2 separate regions of the Mus musculus genome follow, and region 2 is linked to region 1. The links are chromatin contacts, found by Hi-C or POLR2A ChIA-PET in ENCODE. All regions are on one chromosome and are shown on one strand. Each heading gives the region's core, a stretch centred on a gene start or an enhancer-like site at or near the end of the contact. The rest is flanking DNA. Distances are from core to core; before and after follow the strand shown. Region 1 holds the start of Bcl7c (B cell CLL/lymphoma 7C). Region 2 holds the start of Fbxl19 (F-box and leucine-rich repeat protein 19).

Region 1 (4,361 bases), core at 388-2,887:
TGTGGCAAATGCCTTATTCACTGAGACATCTTGACAGCATCCATTTTAAGTAAACCTTTAGCTGAACTATAATAGACACAAGAAATATTACACAAGTATTAAATGTACATCTTGACAGACTTAAGACCAGTGTGACAAGCGGGTCCCAGAAACCCCTTCTTTTGCTTGGTAGTCCCAATAGTGATCACTGTCCAGACCCCCCCCCCAAAATGTATTTGTTTTCTGTTATATATAGAATTATATGTAGGTATGTATGTATATAATTCTAATTATTCTAATTATTATTCTAATGCATGCTGTCACATCTGACTTCTTTCATCCAAGATCTCTCTTCACTGTTGCACATAGCTGGACTCTGGTGATTCTGGCTGTTCTGTCCGTGTCCATGGTAGAAATAGGTTGTAATTGCTTTTCCATTCCATTCTTTTTTTTTTTTTATAAAGATTTATTGTTATAGCTGTCTTCAGACACAACAAAAGAGGCCGTCAGATCTCATTATGGGTGATTGTGAGCCACCATGTGGTTGCTGGGATTTGAACTCAGGACCTTTGGAAGAGCAGTCAGTGCTCTTACCCACTAAGCCATCTCGCCAGCCCCTTCCATTCCATTCTTTGTGTTGTTTCCAGGTTGTTGCTACTGTGAAAAGAGTCCCAAACTTTCCAGTATTCATATCTTGGTGTTCATACAGACACCACATTTTGTCCTAGTGAGGTTTCTAGTGATGTAATAAACACCATGACCAAAAGCACCTCGTGGAGGGAAGAATGTAGTTCAGCTTGCAGTGATAGTCCGTTATGAAGTCAGGGAAGGAACTTAAAGCAGGAACCTGGAGGCAGGGACTGAAACAGAGACCTTGGAGGAATACTGCTTGCTGACTTACTCCCCAAAGCTTGTCCAGCCTGCTTTCTTAGAGTGTTCAGAGGTGGCACTGCCCTCAGTGGTGTGGGCTCTGCCACATCAACTACCATCAAGAAAATGGCCCCACAGACTTACCCATAGGGCATCTTGATTGAGGCCCTTTCTCCACCAAGGTTCCCTCATCCCAGCTGACCTAGTTTATGTCAGGCTGACAAAAAACTAGGCAAGCACACATTTCTTCTGTTGAGTGTTGATAGCTTGGGAGTGGAAAGTGTTGGAAAACGGGGTTGGTATAAGTTTTTCACTGGAAGACTATCAGTTTTCCAAAGTATCTCTACCAATTACACAACCTGATTCAAGGAATGCCAAGTTGCTCTGCTACCCCATCTACATGGTCTTTCTCATTCCCGCCATTCTGGCTGAGGAGGCCCGCTCTCCACTCGCAGCGTCTGGCGCGTACTTGGCACTGTTCATGGGACTGTTCAATGAATGAATGAACAAATTAAGTTGGGCAGCGTAGAATCAAACAGCCTGGAGAGGGCAGACGCGCGCACAGAGCATTTCAGGGACGCCCACCCGCCGCGGACGCACACCAGGACAGTCCCTCTCGCGCACCCCTGAGCCCACGTGGCCGGAACGCACCGCCTCGCTCGGGCCGCGCGCGTCCAGCCGCACAGCTGCCCCCCAGCTCTCCCTCTCCGTGGCTGGCAGAGGGCGCTGTGCGTCCGTGCGCCCCGAGGGGCGGGCCCGGGCCGGGGCGGGGCTGGCCGGGCTTCCAGGCCGGGGCTCTAGCAGCCCGCGCCGCCCGGGCCGCTCCGGGGACGGGCCGGGGCGGGGCGCGGTCTTAGGAAGCCAGGCGGGGACGCGCGGAGGCGTTGGGGAGCGAGGGAGGGCGCGGCCAACTCCCGGAGGGACGGCAGGCCGAAAGAGCGGCGCTGGGGCCTGGCGCTCAGCCTGAGATCGCCGGACCACAGGCCGCCCCGCCACGGGCTCTGTCCCGGCCCCAGCCCCGCCAGCATGGCCGGCCGGACCGTGCGGGCCGAGACCCGGAGCCGGGCCAAAGATGACATCAAGAAGGTGATGGCGACCATCGAGAAGGTCCGGAGATGGTGAGCGCTGCCCCCGGGCCAGGGATACAGCCAAGCCACCTCCTCCAAACGCGTCCGCCCTTTCCTGGCCCGCTGCCCCCGCCCACCAGCTGTGCTCTGAATCGACAGGGCGCCCCCTTTCCCCGGCAATTCCCAGAGGTCTACAAAGCGTGGTCCGGAGTGGTGCTTTCCCTGAGCGGGAGCCCTCATCTATGCCCCGCCCCCTGAAGCTTTTGACACTCTAGCAAGCTTGGCCCCGGGTCTTCATTGCCAGAGTCCCTGGCCAGGCCTTGGTGGCGCCCTGCTGAGTGCCCCAGGTGTCTGCAAAACCGCAGCTCCAAGTTATATCCGTTTCTGCTTTGCCCTGGGGTTTGAGGGCTCTTTCTGCTTCTGTGCCAGTGTTAGCGAAGCTGTCCCTACCCTAGCACACCTCCCTGACCTCCAGTCTGTGGGGCTCATCCTTGGGCCTCCCTGATCCAGTCTCCTGACCTCCCACAGGGAGAAGCGCTGGGTGACTGTGGGAGACACTTCCCTTCGAATCTTCAAGTGGGTGCCTGTGGTGGATCCCCAGGAGGAGGTGAGCAAGCCCCAACCCCCAACAGGCCTTGCATCTGTGCAGCCTCAAGCAATTTCCCTCCCAGCCTTGGCCTCCACCTTCAGTCGGCTTGGAGACTCCAGTGTGGAGCCCAGGCAGATGGTAACGATTATTAGGGGGCGCGAGCGCACTTACACACACACACACACACACACACACACACACACACACACTTTCTCCAAGTTCAAGGCCTAACTCAATCTACACAACCTGATGCAGCACCTTTCGCTTCTCTGAGCCTAGGTTTCCTTATTCGTATTGAAGGGCTTTGTAAGAGCTCCCTAGACAACTAGCTCTGATCTTACCTCTCTAACCCCCAGGAGAGGCGGCGGGCAGGAGGCGGGGCAGAGAGATCCCGTGGCCGGGAGAGACGTGGTAGGGGCACCAGTCCCAGAGGGGGAGGCCCCCTCATCCTACTGGATCTCAATGGTATGTAGAGATTCTGGAATGGAGTTGGGTGGGGGGGACTGAAGGAATCCCCTGGGGATCTCTGGCTAATTAACGCGCGGCTTTTGCTTCATCAGATGAGAACAGCAACCAGAGTTTCCATTCTGAAGGTTCATTGCAAAAGGGTGCTGAGCCCAGCCCTGGGGGGACGCCCCAGCCCAGCCGCCCTGGATCACCAACTGGACCCCCAGAAGTGATTACTGAAGATACTCAGCCCCCACAATTGGGTCAGGAGAGAGGTAGGGCCCTGTGGCTCTCAGGAGCCCTCTCATCAAAGTTGAACCCACCATCCTGTCCTTGTTTCTTATATTATGTCCTCTCACCCGGTCCCGCCTCCCTCAGGGAATCTTCCCTGACCCTGGCAGAGATCACCTCCAGCTGTGCCTCAATCCTCCGGCTTCTTAGATCTGTAGGGAGCATATCACCAGCTGACTTTTTTTTTTTTTTTTTGCAGATTTATTTCTTTGCTTGCTTATTGTCTTTTTCTGTTATCATCTCCTGTCAGCCATACCGATCTTGATCATGTGGGATGCGTAATAGATGTTCAGGGAATAAATAATTCCAATAATCATAGGGATTAATAGCAGTAGATTAACAGCTAACAGAACCGCTTGTCTGTGAGTCGTTCCTCTGAGCACTCCGAAGTTCTGTTGTTTGTTTTCGCATTTAATCTTCACTGTCATCTTTTGGGACCAATGATTCTATCATGAGTCCTCTCTGTACACGAGGAGACCAACATCCAGAGAAAGATGCCCAGACTTAAGAGCCAGTGAGCAACACCTTGGGCCTGAGCCTTCTTCAGCTCCTCTGTCTTCAAATAGTCCACCCCTTGTCTGGTCAGTACCACTTCCCAGGCGTGCCTGACTCCTGTGCCTTTGGCTCTGCCTTCTCGTTTCTCCCTTGTACCTGCTCTGGCCTCCACGCCTGTCCCCGGTGGCTGCAGAGCAGCTCTCCTAAAGCACACGTTCGAGACGGCTATTTTCCTGCCTCACATCCTTCTTCGGCTCCCCGCAGCCTCTGGTTCCTTCACTTCACACTGAGGCCTTGACAAACTGTTGCCGCCAAAATTGTTCCCCTGTCAAGAACACCATGACATGGCCCCTGGGCCATACCGAGATTGTTCCAAATACTTTTGCTAATATAAACGGATAGGGCAGGGGAAGCGTCCAGTGGTAGGTGCTTATCTGACATGCCTAAGGCCCTGAGCCCCATCTCTACTACCACAGAAATGTAAGAAATGAATGAGTAAGTGAATGAATGAACTTGCTACCTGGCACTTACTGAGCAGCTCCACCCTTGACCCCCACACACAGCAGCCTCTCGTGGTCTGACTGACACTATTTCCATTCTGCAGATGATTTAGGATCCGTGGT
Region 2 (4,461 bases), core at 1,146-3,645, 38 kb before region 1:
GGGATCTAGATCAAGGGAAAAGTATCAGAAGGTGAGGTGAGGCAAGGCGCTGGGGGACAAAGGAAGGGGAAGGGCTGAGGGGTGAAAGTGCAACCAGGAAGAGTGGCTGGAGGAGGAGGAGAGGCGGGCTGCTGGGGAAAGGCCATCCTGGTGCCCCAGGCTGCTGAAAGGATGAGGGAGGCAGAAGAGAACCTACGTTTCCCAGATAACTCCGGAGCTGGGCCTTTCAATAGGACATTCATGGCACACTACTATCTAATCTTTGCTACGAAGCAAAAGAAACATTTTACAGGGAAGGTACTTGAAGTTCAGAGTGACTTGCTCAAGGTCACAAGACGGGGGTCCTGGCCTCAATTTCAAGACACCTGAAGGTGTGTGAAAGACCTGAGAAAGGCAAAAGCTTTCTCCCATGGTAGAGCTGGGTCCCCTGAACACAGATACCTGGGGGCAGGGGCATACGGCAGGGGCCGAACTCTCTACAGACCTGAGGCTGACTCTTCTGTGTAGCCCACTTTTCGACAAAGACAAAAATCAAACATTTAAGCAAGTCAGTGAAGAAATGCAGAAGTGAGTGTATGAGCAGCACCCCTAAGGGACCCCGGGGAAGCTGCTGCTGCTGGACACCCAGAGAATGCTCAGGCCCCGTACTACTACTGATGGTGCTCTGGGCAAATAGGCCTGAGGTTCCACATACCCCAGGCATGGGGCTCAAGACTCACCGCGGTGCACTGCCGAAGCAGGCACGACTGCTTCATGCGCCCGGGCCCCCCGAACTTCTTCATGTCTCGGCAGAAATGGCAGTCCCCGCACTCAGTTCGCACACAGGCCCGGCAACGACGGCAGCGGGTTCGGCGTCGGCGCGCTCCGGCCCCCGGTCCCCGGCTGCTCGACGACATTGGGGGCGTCAGCAACGCCGAGGGCTGTAGGCAGATGGTTGGTAAGGTCAGAGAGGCCTGCAAAGCCTGGCCTGAGAGTCTCCTGGCCGCAAGCTCACTACACCTCTGATGGGGGCAGAGCTTCTGTTTCTACCCTCAGAGAAGGTCAGCCTTTTAGTGTGTGTCCTGAGCAGAGGGCCACTCCCTCAAGACCTCCCGCCTGCTGGAAGGAGGGACACTGAGGCCCCTCCTCTAACATCCCAAGCCCAGGTTCCTGGAAAAGGCTTCAGATCTGTAGCATTACCTGAGGGAGCTTCAACTCATACCTGTTGTTACCCACACCCCCCATTCCCTCACTGATTTACCTCCAGATTCCAGGGGCATGCACCACACTCTTTCCCCTCTCCCTTCTCTCACGTGGGTACTTAGTCATCCAAACCTTTCAAACCTTGGTACTCTAGCCAGACCCACTCCATTTCTAGTGACCCAGTGTGTGCTCTCCACTTCCCCGGGCTGACACCCCTGAAATGCTTAGTGTCCCCTCTCAGCCCACACACAAGTCCTTGGGGGCTCCAAATTATCCAATAGGATCCCTCAGGCAATCTGGGTAATCTCCCAGACTCCCTAGGATTCTACAAGTTGCCCTAACATCTCAACAAAATTCAAGGTGGGCTCGGCTTTAGGTCTTCCCGCCCCCATTCACATCTTACCAGCCTGCTTTTCATCCCTAATTGTCTGGAATCCCTGGGGCTCTCCTGCCCCTGGAAACCAGATCCTCTGAAATCCCACATGGACTCAGCAAGCCTGGGGGGGTCTCTTCCCAATCAGTCTTAGACCTGCTTCCCCCAGGCTTCTCCCTTTCCAAGGACTTCCAGACCATCCACAGGGTATGGGGCCCTCCAGCACTCCGGGGGAGGGGCCTAGAGGGCGGCGACTGGAGGCGGGGTGGAGGGGGAGGTCTGCAAGGGGCAGCAGGGTCGGGGAAGGAAGGCCACTTCCCTGGGGTTGGAGGTTATAGGAGAGAAGGTTGGAGAAGGAGTTTGGAGCAAAGGGAGGGTGAGGCTGGGGGCGGGGAAGGAAGGGAGAGGCCAGGCTGAGGATGAATGGGAGTGGGAGCTGCCCAGGTCTGGGGGTGAGGAGGAGCCGCATGAACCCACCTCACACGTGTCCCGGGAGCCATCTCTCCCTTCTCGGCAGCTCCCGGCGGGTCGGCGGCCATCGGCGGCGGGGGGGCCGGGCGGCGCGGGGCGCTGAACGCTCAGAACGCCGGGGTCCACGGCCCCCCGAGGGCGCTCGGCCCCTCCCTCCGGCGGAGGCCGGGACAGCAGCGAGTGGAGATGGGGAGCGCCGGGGGCGAGGCCCTCCCACGGGCTGCGGCGCGGCCCTTCCAGGGGGAGGTCCTGCTCTGGGGGGCTCAGTCCCTCAGCCCCCCCAGGCCAACGGGGGCTCCTCGGGCGCAGGGTGCTCAGCTTTTGCCCGGGCCCCACTCAGTCCCGGGTATGAGTCTCAGCTCCCCACCCCCACCTTTCCCCAAAGCCCCCGACCCTTAACTGGCCCCTTCCCAGCTCCAACTGCCCAGGGGTCCAGGGAAAGACCAGGGGCCCCCCACCGTTTCCGGGGTTCAAACCCCGCCCACCGCCGGTTCCCGGGGAGGGGGGGGTCGCTGCAACCTGCCCCCCTCCCCTGGGTCCGCCCCTGTACTGCGGCCCCCTGACCTACAGAGACAGGGCGCGCAGAGGGGGGTGAAGGAAGCTGCTCCGGCCCCGCCCCCCCCAGCCTGCACGCGCCCCCGCCCTCCCCCCTTCAAACGCGCGACCCTCAAGATATAAAGATTTAAATAAAATTTGAATAAATCCACTCCTAAAATGGGAGGGTATAAGGAAAGGATGGGGCAGAGGCAGGAAGGGGGTGGGGGCAGTTGGGATGTCTTAGCACCCCTACTCCCCTAGCCTCGCGCTGCTTCGGCCCTGGGCCCAGGTCGCCGCTCTCATCCCTCCTCAGCTCCTTCCTCCTTCCTCCTCTCCTCCCTCTTCCCTCCCTTCTTCCCACCTCCTCCTCCTTTTTACTCCCTCCTTCTCCCAGAGGAACCCCGCCCCCTTCTCCCTCCTTCCTTCACCACCTTTACTTTCCAGGACGAGCGCGTGCAAAGCACGACGGGAGTTGTAGTTCTCCAAATTCTAGCACTATCGTGGGAAAAGTGGGACACAAGGGCCAGCCGGTACTACAAATACGATGGCGAGAAGGATGCCACGCTGGAAGCCGAGCATGGCGGGAATTATAGTCCAGTTGACCCGAGACTCCCCGTAGCAGGACATAGAGAAGGAGCGGGAAGAATGACTACAAGCAAGATGGCCTTTTCCCCCGACCCGACCTCCTTTCCAGGCACTCACACGCCCTCTGGTCCACAACCCTCCGCGCGTGTGGTACCTGACGGGAGTCGCAGTCCAGCTGCTGCCTTCCCGCTGCCATTTCTACTCATCAGGAACAATGGAAAGGTGAAAAGAAACGAGGACTACAAGCAAGATGGCGATCGAGGGGCGTACACCTAATAAGTCGATCTTATGAAGTGGGATGGGAATAGTAGTTTTCTAGCCTTCCTATGTTCCTTTAAGAATGCCAGAACCGGGAGGATAAAGAGACTACCGTAAAGATGGCAGGATACCTAACCTTTCCTGGCTGCTTCATTCTACCACTTGGAGCTCCTCGCCCGCCTGAACTATCAAAATCCCGCACTCGATGATGCAAAGCCAGACGGGAATTGTAGTCTTCCTCGCTCCCCTCTTTATCTTCTGTCGAGACAATGGAAGTGAGCGGGGCGGGGACTACCACAAAGATGGAGGGTGAAGGAGCACATGATGCTATGGGATTTGTAGTCCAACCGCTAATACTATTCTCGGCGGATGTGTAGGAGAGGACTACTACAGAGATGGCAACCTAGTCGCTTGCCCCTCGGTGCCGGTACCTGGTGGGTTATGTAGTCTCTGCTTTAGTTGTACAGAGAAAGGACGCTACTGTTGAAATATGTATCACCGTGAACACGCCAAATTGCTAGCGGACGGAAACGGAAAGTCTCTTTGCTCTTGGCCTCCTTTTCTAAAGGGCTTGCAGGGAAATGTAGTCCCAAGTTTTCATTCTCCAGTGGCGGAGAATTGATGTCACCTGTGGGAATCAGTGCGGGAGAGAGAAACATCGGAGTGACCTGGGAATATAGAATGTCCGCCTTTTCGGATCGTGAAGATTTCATATTTTAAAAGAACGCAAACCATAACCAATATTGTCGCGACAAGGGAGGCGTGGTTCTCTCCGAAAAGTATACCCACGCTGTTGTTCCTTATAAAGACTGGACGTCTCGCACACGATGCTTCCTATCTTAAACCTTTGCAAATTAATACCTTACACGTGGTGCGAACCAAAGGAAGACGACCTTGGAATATACAAAATCTCCTTTCCACCGTAGGAAGTCATCAGACCTAAGTTTCTTACCCGAAAGGGGTTATGATTAATACTCACCTCCACGCTGAATTAGCGTTAAAAGTATTCAAGAAAGTAACCAGTTCTGGCACGGGGCGTGTGGCTGCAGTTATTT

The links. Hi-C counts contacts between places; a loop is a spot of excess contacts on that map. ChIA-PET counts read pairs that join two places held with the same protein, here RNA polymerase II (POLR2A).
Region 2: a loop to region 1 is called in a map of left cerebral cortex, with 7 times the contacts of the local background. The contact joins the promoter of Fbxl19 here to the promoter of Bcl7c in region 1. A Hi-C loop is called at or near these places in 10 of 37 maps with a recorded cell type or tissue (adrenal gland, gastrocnemius, heart and 2 more). POLR2A ChIA-PET finds 5 or more read pairs at or near these places in 4 of 5 experiments (Patski and embryonic stem cell).

Annotation. Positions count from the first base shown.
Region 1 is chr7:127,706,042-127,710,402 of GRCm38, reverse strand. It overlaps Bcl7c (B cell CLL/lymphoma 7C), which reads left to right and starts at 1,637. Exons shown (of 6, transcript NM_009746.2): 1 at 1,637-1,967; 2 at 2,445-2,523; 3 at 2,862-2,970; 4 at 3,066-3,227. The coding sequence starts at 1,876. It overlaps Mir762 (microRNA 762), which reads right to left and starts at 1,916; the gene lies at 1,841-1,916.
Region 2 is chr7:127,744,709-127,749,169 of GRCm38, reverse strand. Fbxl19 (F-box and leucine-rich repeat protein 19) reads right to left here and starts at 2,395. Exons shown (of 11, transcript NM_172748.2): 1 at 2,033-2,395; 2 at 720-920. The coding sequence starts at 896.